Regions from separate parts of the Homo sapiens genome. Here region 2 is linked to region 1. A link is an interaction called in ENCODE POLR2A ChIA-PET data of the cell type or tissue named here. Cell type or tissue: OCI-LY7. All regions are shown on one strand. Links, peaks and the distances in the headings refer to the core of each region. The heading gives the core; the rest is flanking DNA.

Region 1 (5,376 bases), core at 305-5,304:
AGAAAAGAGTACACATTATTTGATTCCATTTCTGTGAATTCTGAAACAGGCAAAACTAATTTTCTTTCACAAATAAGACTTTTTTATTTGCCACTATTGTAAGTCCTAACTTCAAACAGATTCAAGGACCGTGGTTCATATCCATCAGCTCGTTCAACTTTAGCACCTGTCTCGTCCCCAGTGGCTTTTCCAGAACTGCTACCTTCACCATGAAGCTCCATGAGTTTTCCCAGTTCAGACTTGGGCTTCTTCAGCATTTTTACTTTGCTAATGAAGACATCATGGAGAGGACAAACAGATTGGCAAGCCTTTTTATGTCTTTTCCAATGCTGTCTGCAATCAATTTATTGACCACTTCTTTCAGGTCATTTGTCTGCGCCTCTCAGGTCATGATTTCCAAAATCTTCTTCCGGATTTGGCGGACTTGTTGATGCTGAGCATAAGAGGTCTTCCATATCGGATTGTTGTGTTTCTTAGCAAAACCAACACAGAACAGACGAAGCACGTAACCGTTGGTAGTCTTGACATTGACAGGAGCTTCAATCATTGTCTGCCATTTTTTGACCATGGAGCACATTTTGTCACAGGTCAGATCCATGCCATGGAAGTTAGTCAGGCAGTTTTTGCCCTGAACATCTTCAGTAATCAGCTTGAATTTTCTAAATACAACATCATCATTCTGCAAATCAGCAAGACTCACTTCAAACACACAACCCTTGAGGCCATCTGATACATTTGGGTTCCTTCAGTCCTGGTGACTAGCATCTCTCCAATATTTCTTGTGAACATAGCAGGTGCTTTCACATCATACCAATCTTTCTTAGAAAATGGATCAACCACTTTCTTCCTGGCCCCCTGTTTGCCACCTTTCTTAAGGTGCTTATTCTTGCCAACTGCCATGGTGCTGCTCAGAGAGCCAAAAGAGCTGAGAGAGCCAAAAGCAAAACTGACTTATAGTGATAAAAATCACAGTAGTGGTTTCTCCCGACAGGATGGGAAGGGTGTTGATTGGGCAGGGGCACAAGTCAATCTTTTGGGGTGATGGAAACGTTCTATACCTTGATTGATTCAAAACTCTTTGAACTGTATGACTAAAATGAGTCCATTCTGTTGTATTAAAATCATAGCCCAATAAGGATGATTTTAAAACCACACCGAGATAACCTTCACCTATCAGACTGACAAAATTCCAAAAATTTGATAACACTCTCTGTTGGCAAAGCTGTGGGGAAAAGACACTCTTAGATACTCCTGGTGGTGGTATAAATTAATGCAACACTTACAGAGGGCAATTTGCCAAATCAGTCAATATCACAACCACGTACTCCCTTTGACTTAGCAGTTACACTTTTGGGAGTTTATCCCACAGGAATACTTACATATATGCAAAATAATGTATGCACAAGTTTTTTTGATGCAACATCATTTGGATTAGCAAAAGTTTGAAAACAAACTGAAGGCCCATCAATAGCAGACGATTTTTAAAAATTGTGGTATTATCATGCCCTATCACAAAGGGCAGCTATACAAGAAAGTGAGGATTTTTTATGTACTGATAAAGATCTCCAAGGTATGTTGTTAGGTGAAAAAGGTAAGGTATACAGCAGTATATATGTGCAAAAAAGGGGGAGAAAATAAAAATATATTTTCACCTGTTTGTATATGCATAAAGAAACTCTGCAAGCATACACATGTTATTATAGGATAAACCAAAGAATATAATGGAAAAGAGGAGGGCTGAAGGGAAACTGGGCAGATAGAGATATAAAGAAGATTCTTCACTGTTTGTTTGCTTGTTGGTTTCATTTACAAGCCCTACATGTGGCTTCTGATTCATTGATTACTTTCTAAATGTATTTTTTTAGTTTTGAACCATGAGATGTAGCATCTATTCAGAAAAGGTTAATAAAACATTTTTTAATTTAGTAGTACAGAAAATTACCAAAAAAAAAAAAAAAAGAAAGAAAGCAAGAAAAGAAGGGGAAGGGAGGAAAGGGAAAAATCAATGAGGAAAAAAGGGAAGGAAAAGGAAAAGAAAGAAAGTAATCTAATCACACCACCCAGGAACAACCAGCATTAACATTACGTGACCATTGGCACACTCAAAGAGAAGAGTTTGGCCCGGGTTTCCCCTGGAATTGTGTCCAAGCTGTGATAACTCCCACCCAGGGAGGGGGCAGAGCTGACGGGAGCCTTACGCTGGAGGCTCTCTCACCCAGCTCTCTCAGGCATTGTACACATAACCAGTGTCCGGGGCTGACAGAGTTCCTTTAGCAAGAAAAGCCAAGCTTCGCTAGCTCACCTTGCCCCATCTGTTATGCTTGGATGCCAGCCACCTGCAGGAACTTCAATTATTTCTGCAGTTCCCCAGGGGCGTCTCAGATGTGTTAACAAATAAGTCCTGGGTGTCATGTGCCAGCTACCACTCTTCCTCCTACTGCTGCTGTCCAGGTGCAGCCTCCTTTGGTGATGGCTGCTGTTGGGACCTTGGCTGACTACCGAGCCTTGTGAAGGTACACTGCAGCTTCCTCTGGGATCAAGCACCACCAGCACCCAGTTAGCTCTGCTGGTACAACCAGTACTGCCACCACTGGTGTGACTGATATGCTAGACCCCTCGGGCTGCCTGGGCTGGGCAGTGGTCTGTGGCAATGTAGGATGGACAGTTTCTTCCTGGGATGTTTTCCAGTGAGGTCCTAAAGCAGGGCTGCTTGTGCACTGATGATGTGGTGACGTTGTAGTTGATCCTCAACATCCATTCCGCCCCAGATGAATAGTCTAGCCCAGTCCCAATAACTTCCTCTAGATGTCACATCTGCAGCTGCCAACACTGAGGATGAAACATTAAGAGATGGCAAGAGCCTGGGTCCTTGGTGAGCCCTGGAATCAACTCACCTGGAGTCTGATTAGCTCTGGAATTTCCTCTTTTCTTTTTTCTTTTTTTTTTTTTTTTTTGAGACAGGGTCTTGTTCTGTCACCCAGGCTGGAGTGAGGTGGCACAATCATGGCTCACTGCAACATCAACCTCCTGGGCTCAAGTGATCCTCCTGCCTCAGCCTCCTGAGTAGCTGGGACTACAGGCGCATGCTGCCGTGCCCAGATAATTTTTTTTTGGTTTTTTTTTTTAGTAGAGATGGGGTCAAGTTCTGTTACCCAGGCTTGGACTTTTCCGTTACATGAAATAAGATTAAATAGTTTTAGCTCATTTTGGGTTGAGATTTTCAATTTGAGCAATTGGAAAGTCCTAATTGAGTCAGTTGAATTAGAGGATTTTCATGAATATATCTCTTTAGTCCTCTCTTTTCCTTGGACTGAGACATGGTCCACGAAGAGCAGAACCAGTGAAAATCCGAATCACAAATCTCTTACTGGGCTCAGAATCCCTCTCCTCCTTGGACATCCAGGGACAACCAGGAAACCACTCCCAGGAGAAGCTCTGACTTGGTGGCGATTGGACAGTTGGTGGGTCAGTACTGGCATCATTGGTCAAATCCTGGCCCAGCAGCCAGTGTGCTTAAGCCATGTCTTTAGACTTGTGACACAGAAAGGGCAAAGGCTTTGGAATTCTGACCTGCATTTAAATCTTATTTCTGTCATTTACTGATTTTAGACCTCCAGCAGGTTGTTTAGCCTCCTTAACCCTTAATTTCTAATCTGTAAAATGGAAGAAATATAAATCGACCTCAAAGAGTTTCTCCATGTATTCATTCCTTCCCTGAGTGTTTTTGAGCACTGCCCACATGCCAATGTCCTAGGCACTAGGATATATCAGCGAAAAGCAAATGAGTCTTAGAGAGGAGTGTGCGTTCAATCAATGCCAGCTTCCTTCCTCTCCATTTACGTCAGTTGTAACCTCCTAGAGGTCAGGAAGCCAGGTCTGGGGAAGTCCAGGCAGGCATATGCCTCTCCCACTGACCCATTGCTCCAACCTGGCAGAGAGGAGACCCCTAGGATGTGTAGATCTGCACACCAGAACACATCAGTACCTGGGGCCAGGGGTGGTAGGCTGGCCAGCTGCCACCATGGCCCGCTCTAAGACACCATGGGGTACCCATGCCAGACACTGGCTCTTCCTGCCTGGGCCCAGACTCCTGCTGGGAAGGCTGGTGGCTGCGATCTTGGGATGGGCTGAGAACAGTGAGGCTAAGAACCCACAGGCCAGAGGCAACGGTTGTGAGGCCCAGGCACCAAGACCCCTCATATGCTCCACTGTCCCATTAGACTTCACTTACAAAAGCACAGATCCAGTCAGGCATCGTGGCTCACGCCTATAATCCCAGCACTTTGGGAGGCTGAAGCGGGAGGCTGAAGCAGGAGGATCATGTGAGTCCAAAAGTTTGAGACCAGCCTGAGCAACACGGCGGGACCATATCTCAACAAAAAAATGTAAAAATTAGCCAAGCAGGCCTATAGTCCCAGTTACTCGGGAGGGAAGGTAGGAGGATTGCTTGGACCCAGGAAGTCAAGGCTGCTAGTCGTGATCTCGCCACTGCACTCCAGCCTGGGCAGTAGAGTGAGACTGTCTCAAAAAGCACAGACGCAAAGAGTAAATCATGGAGAATTTCAAGGACAGCCACCACAGAGCACTAAACCTCAAGTGTGGGGCCTTGTGCAATGCGCTCACCCATGAAGCAGGCCCTAATAACTTGGGGACATAATTATAGGCTCTCAGAAAATGCTTGTTAATTAATTTAAGCCTCTTGGTGAATTTAAAGCAACTGCAGATCTTTGTGGATATCTGTTAGTTTTACTGGACTGAGACAATGCTTCTCCAATTATGGTTTCATCTGCCCCCTTCCGTTAAAAGGCAGATCCCTGAACCCTACCCCAGACCTTCTTAATCAGAATCTATGGGAGTGAGGCCTAGGAATTTCATTTTTACATCTCATGATCCTTCTAGGCTCTAAAGATTGAGAACAAGCCAAGCATGGTGGCTCACACTTGTAATCCCAGGTCTTCAGGAAGCTGAGATGGGAAGATTGCTTGAGCCCAGGAGGTCAAGGCTGTAATGAGCCATGATCATGCCACTGCACTCCAGCTGGGCAACAGAATGAGATGTGAGACCCTGTCTCTTTTTTTCTTTTTTTTTTTTAATTAATGAATTTATTTATTTAGAGACAGGATCTCACCCTGTCACCCAGGCTGGAGTGCAGTGGTGTGATCATAGCACACTATAACCTGGAACTCCCAGAGACCCCCGTCTCTTTAAAAAATAATAAATAAGAATAAGATTGAGAACCACTGGAATCAGGCAACATGTGTAGGAAGCATGGGGTTTCATGATGGACTCTCCTTTCCTGTCCCCATTCTGCCATGACTTCATTGGCAGCAACCCTTCTGCTTCGTGGAGGTGATGCCTGACCAGCTTGGCCAGCAG
Region 2 (5,376 bases), core at 169-5,168, 91 kb before region 1:
GAGGCAGCACACTGGGCCCAGGCTGCTTTGGCATCCATTAGTTGCGTGGTCTCATGTTTCCTGTGATGACACATGGGGACATGAAGCTCTGTTATTCTGGCAGGCACCACAGACTGGTCTCTGTTGGCATTTGGTTCCTGGGCGTAGGTTGGTTTCTCACTTATGGCAGTACCTCTGAGGCTTCAGGGGAGGCTCTGGGCTGCCGTGTGGCAAAGGGCTCCCTGAAGGCCCTCAGCCTGTATCCAGGGCAATTCTTTTCGCTCCATGCTCAGCCCCTCCCAGGCCAGTCAGGGGCCGACTCAGAGAGCCCCAGCCATGGCTGTGCCCAGGGAGGTGTGCAGGGCATGGAAACCAAACAACTGAGGACAGGAAGTGTTCGGATCAGGAGTGGCAGTATCACACGGGCTTGGACTCTGACATTCCAGGGAGGGGACCATCCTACTTCTGCCACTCATCAACTTGTGACCTTGGGCAAGAGGCTTAGACTCTCAGAGACTCAGCTTCCACATTTCTAAAATAGGACCTTCTTCGTAAAGTTGATATGAGGACTACATAGAGTGCTTAACACGGTGCCCAACACATGGTAAGTGCTCGATAAATGGGACTATTACCATGATCATTATTATTAACACTTTATAGAAGAGACTGGGACAATTCTTTTGGTACTGAGCCCCTGCAAAATGCAAACACACGAAGCGTAGGTGGTTTATCAGATAAGTTATCTTCTGGGGTGGTGGGAGGAGCAGACATAACCCCCAAATCCTACAAAAGATGGCCCTATTGGGTGGCAAAGTAAGCGGTGATCTAAGCAGAGTGATTAAGAGCCACCTTCCCAGCATCCAGATAGTGAGGACTCACAGCATAATGGCGTTTCAGTCAACAACATACCACACAGAGTAGTACACTGGTCCCTTAAGATTACAATGCCATATTTTTACTGTACCTTTTCTATGTTTAGGTATGTTTAAGTACAAAAATACTTGCCATCATGTTACAATTACCTACAGTATTCAGTACAGTAACATGCTGTACAGGTTAGTAGCCTAGGGGCAATAGGCTATATGCCATATAGCCTAGGTGGCAAACTCAGTGATGTTTGCACAAGGACAAAATCACCCAATGGCACATCTCTCAGAACATAATCCCTGTCATTAAGCAACACTTAACTGTAAACCATTTTTATGATTCACTAGTCATGGACCCCTAACATGTCTCTCCCGGTCACTTCTTTGGAATAAGGCAGAAGCCCCCCAAAGACGATGCAGAGTCCCCTTTGGGGACTTCTTTGATCCAATTATGTCTATCTTGTCTGACAGCTGGGAGAAAATTTGTGTTAGGATAGGACAGAAAACTGAGTTGCTATGAGCAGGTCTGGACTGGAAGAGCTGTGCATGGTAGGGGCAGGTGGCAGGGGTCGCAGGGTGTGGGTCCTCACAAGTGAAGGAAGGGATTAGGGTACTGGGTCCTGAGGTCTCCAAAAGAGGAGTGTGGGAGACGCCCCCCAGGATTCCCGTCCCCTGGCTGTTCACACCCTGTATATCCCCCTCCCCTTGAGCTTAGGTGGGACCTGAGACTTGCTTCTAGCCAATGGACTATGGGAAAAATGAAGGGACTTTCAGAGGTAATTGAGGTCCCAGATTGGTTGATTTTGAGTTCATCTAAAGGGAGATTGTCCTGGGTGCGCCCGACTTAATCAGGCAGGCAGCCCTTAAAGAGAAGGGCCTCCTGAGGGCAGAGACTGTCAGTGATATTATAATACCATATTTTTACTGTACCTTTTCTATGTTTAAGTACAAAAATACCATACTGCCTCATCTCCTGAGGGCAGAAGAAATCAGTGGCCAGGCCTTTGTGGCAGGAAGCTGGCAGCCTAGGACCTGAGGGCAAGCCTCCAGTCAAAGCCAGTAAACAGGGGGACACTCCCCGACCCCATCCCTTGGTACAGTTGCAAGGAAGTGAATGCTGCCAACAGTCTGAGTGAATCTGGGAGTGGATTCTTCCCCAGGTGAGCCTCCAGAGGGGAATACAGCCCAGGGGACTCTGAGCAAGGGATGCAGTGAAGCCGTACAGTCTCTTGACCCAAAAACTGCCATAGAATAATGGGTGTCTTTTCAAGTTGCTAAACTTGTGGCAATCTCTTACAAAGCAATAGAAGACTAATATACGTGTTGAGGGGAGGGTGTCCTGGAACAGGAGGTGGGAGGTGCCGAAGACAGGCTCCAGTTATGGTACACTGGTCTGCTTCTCACTCCAGGAGGCACTGGTTTTGTCCAAAAGATTCCATCCTGACCACCTTGCTGGCCCCACTCTGTTTTTGTCTGGAGGTGGAAAGGGGTCGTGTTTTGGACCTGAAGCCCTAAGAATGCTTGCCTGAAGCTGAGATGGGAGGGTATCCTCCTTCAGCACACCACCAGGATGCCTCACCCTGAGGACGTGCCAGGCGCTCTGGAGCAAAAGGATCCGGGCTCCCAGGCTTGTCCAGAGAGGGTGCTGCCGGGAGTGTAGGGCGAGCTCCAAATCTAGGGGAGCTCTAGATCTTCCAGTCAGACCTGGAGCTGGACTGGTGCCCTCACATTCCCGCAGTGCCCCCAGGAGTGGTCGTCCCAGCGTCCCTGGCTCTGGCTCTGTCATCTGTGGGTGTCTTAGTGCCTTTAGATAGACTGGGGCCACCCCCAGGTAAGAAGGGCCAAGCCCCCTGAAACTGTACCCTGAGACCGCACCTCGGTGCAGGAGCTGACTCTGGCCCCGGCCCCAGCCCTGCCCCACCCTGAGCACCTCCACTGCCCTCCCTCAATAACAAAGGCCTGGAGGGCTGCCTCCCTACCCCCGTCCTCCACCGCTACGCAGGGTCCCCCCTGCAGCAGGGCACTTCGGCTGACTTAATGTCTCTCATGGATAAAATCGCTCTGAGTAGTTTTAAAGCTTTCAATTTTAGCCCTGGAAGCTTTTCCTTAAACAAAAATCTCACAAGAAAACTCAGTCTGCAAGAACGAAAGTGGAGCTGCTCTGATGGAGTGCAAGGTCAGTGGCTTCTCCCCAGACAGCCTCCCTTACCCTCCCCCGCCCCTGCCTCCTCTTTCCCTGGCAGCCCCTGAAGGGCTGTGTGGAGCTGAAGTACTTGTGGGAAGCGTGTTTGGACGGTGCTGACCAGGACCCAGTCACCTTTTCCTGTTTGTTTCCCTCACGGCTGGTTGGGCCAGGAAGTCCCGCCCTCTCAACCCCAGTGCAGCTGTCAATCAACGAGAGCACAAAGAATGTTCCCAATCCGCAGACAGAGTCCCTTCCACAGCTGGGATCTTCTCCACCTGGAGGACTACGTTCTTCGCCCCACCTTGCAAGTGGCTTGACATGAATTTGTTATCTGTGAGACAAATGTTCTTGGCCTGCCTAGGAGAGCTTTAAATAGACTCCGAGTTAAAAGAAAGCTTATCCATTATTTAGTCCAGCTCTTAGCTCGGGCAAGAATTCCTTACACATTCCCACCAAGAGGCAATCTAGATTCTCTCTGAATACTCCCCACAATGGGTGGCTCACTGTCTCACAAAGCAGGTGTCTCACTGTTAGGCAGCTCCTATTAAAATCCAAACCTGCTACCTTGCAGCCCTCATCCACTGGCTCTGCCTCTGGAGCTCAAAGAATAAGTCATGAAGTCGTGGAACTTATACTAAAAGGAATGCAGCTCACCCCAGGCTAGTCTTCTCCTCTCCTGTTCCATTCTCCTTAGAGGGCACTTGTGTAGATTATTATATTGGTGGTCAAGGAAACATGTCACTTAGTATTTGTGGACTGTGTATTCCCCTCTCTCATTGACTCTTGGATCATCCTCATGACTTGCTTTGGCCAATGGGATATTAGCAGGCATGAAGCCTTGGAAGCACTTGCAAATTTGGGCTTGCCCCCTTAGGAAGTTCCTCCTTGGAAGCCAGCTGCCATTGCTGAAGGAAGCTCAAGTTTGGCTACTGAATGGTGCAAGGCCATGTGGAGAGAGGCCCTGGAAAAGGGTAGTCCATTTTTTCCTTATTTTTTTATGTTTAATGTTTGTGGGTACATAGTAGGTGTGTATATCTATGGGGTACATGAGATGTTTTGATACCGGCATGCAATGTGGAATAATCACACCATGGAAAATGGGGTATGAGGAGAGGCCATTTTGGATGTTCCAATCACAGGCAAGCTCCCAGCTGAAGGCAACCACAGGAGTGACCTAAGCAATACACAAGGAACAGAAGGGCTGCGCTGCTAAGCTCAGCCAAACCACAGGATCTTGAGAAATAATAAATTGTTGTTTTAAGCAACTAAATTTTGGAATGGGTTGGTAAACAGTGATAGAGAATTGAAAACTACTGATAGAGTTTTTCTAGGAGCACATTTCTAGGATAATACGGCCAAAATTTTTCATCTCAGATCAGCCATTTACAAAGAGTATAGACAACCTGCCTAAGCCAAGAGATAGCAAACATCTTTACTGGAGATACCGGGAGCTCGGCCACTTAGAATTAAATCAGAAGGAGTCAGTCGGAGATGGGAAGGAGTTAGGAGCCTTTGGCTTGAGCAAGTCAGAGAGCCCCGTTTGAATGACAAATTATATGGAACAGCTTGGCTTTCCTCACAAAATAAAATTATGCTTCAGTTCAAATTTCTTGCCACTTATAAATTACTTTTTATTTTATTGCCCTACAGACCACGTCCAGATCCGTTTGGACGCTATGCTGTTTTTTATATTCCATTCTCCAAAGCTGTGAAGGTACAAATCATGGGCCATCCCAGGTGGTTTGGGGAAGAGATGTTTTTTCTTTCAAAAACAAGGTTTGGGTACATATTTGTGGTAATGACATAGAAATGAAAACATAGCAAGATCAATTGGAGTTTATAATAGCATTCTGCACAGGGAGAAATAGTGTGACATGCTCCTGGATGAGGCTGCCCCAGCCTTCTCCCAGCATTCACTCCATAAGCCTTTATTGAGCACCTACAGTCCCTGCCTTCCAGGCACTCATGTTCAAGGGAGGAGACTGACAGGTGGAGCAGCAGGAGCAATACAGTGTGATAAGGAGGAAGTCTGGGACAAGGAAAGTACCTACAAGAGGCCTGTCTCCTAAAAGAAGCTCTATCTAGGCTGAGAGCAAAAGGGTCAATAGAGCAAGTTGAACAAAGAGAAGGGACATTCATTGATTGCAGAGATTACTAGCTTCTACCCAATATCTATCTATCTCTTTTTCCTGATGATTAGAACATCATTTTATCCTGCTAGGCAATATTTCTAGCTAAAGGGCTACATTTCCCAGACTCCCTTGTAGCTAGCAATGAATAATGGGATATAAATACAAGTTTACAGGGTTTCTTGGAAGGAGTTCTGACTCAACTAGGAGACACAAC

Evidence for each region. ChIA-PET counts read pairs that join two places held together with the same protein. Peaks named below come from ENCODE experiments on the same cell type or tissue, not always from the same donor. Only the 100,000 strongest peaks of a DNase experiment are listed, where the experiment ranks them.
Region 2: POLR2A ChIA-PET joins it to region 1 with 7 read pairs; 2 of 35 experiments call an interaction of 5 or more read pairs at or near these places.

The regions. Positions count from the first base shown.
Region 1 is chr1:226,434,085-226,439,460 of GRCh38, reverse strand. It overlaps the pseudogene RPS3AP7. Among named protein-coding and RNA genes, the nearest start is that of PARP1, 29 kb to the right of the region's middle. In OCI-LY7, for the core only: CTCF peaks have their summits at 1,067, 1,269 and 2,774; DNase peaks (open chromatin) are centred at 1,271, 2,350 and 2,790; H3K4me3 peaks cover 2,106 bases; H3K27ac peaks cover 4,158 bases.
Region 2 is chr1:226,524,790-226,530,165 of GRCh38, reverse strand. No RefSeq gene overlaps it. Among named protein-coding and RNA genes, the nearest start is that of STUM, 21 kb to the left of the region's middle. In OCI-LY7, for the core only: no CTCF peak of the experiment used is centred there; a DNase peak (open chromatin) is centred at 3,205; H3K4me3 peaks cover 710 bases.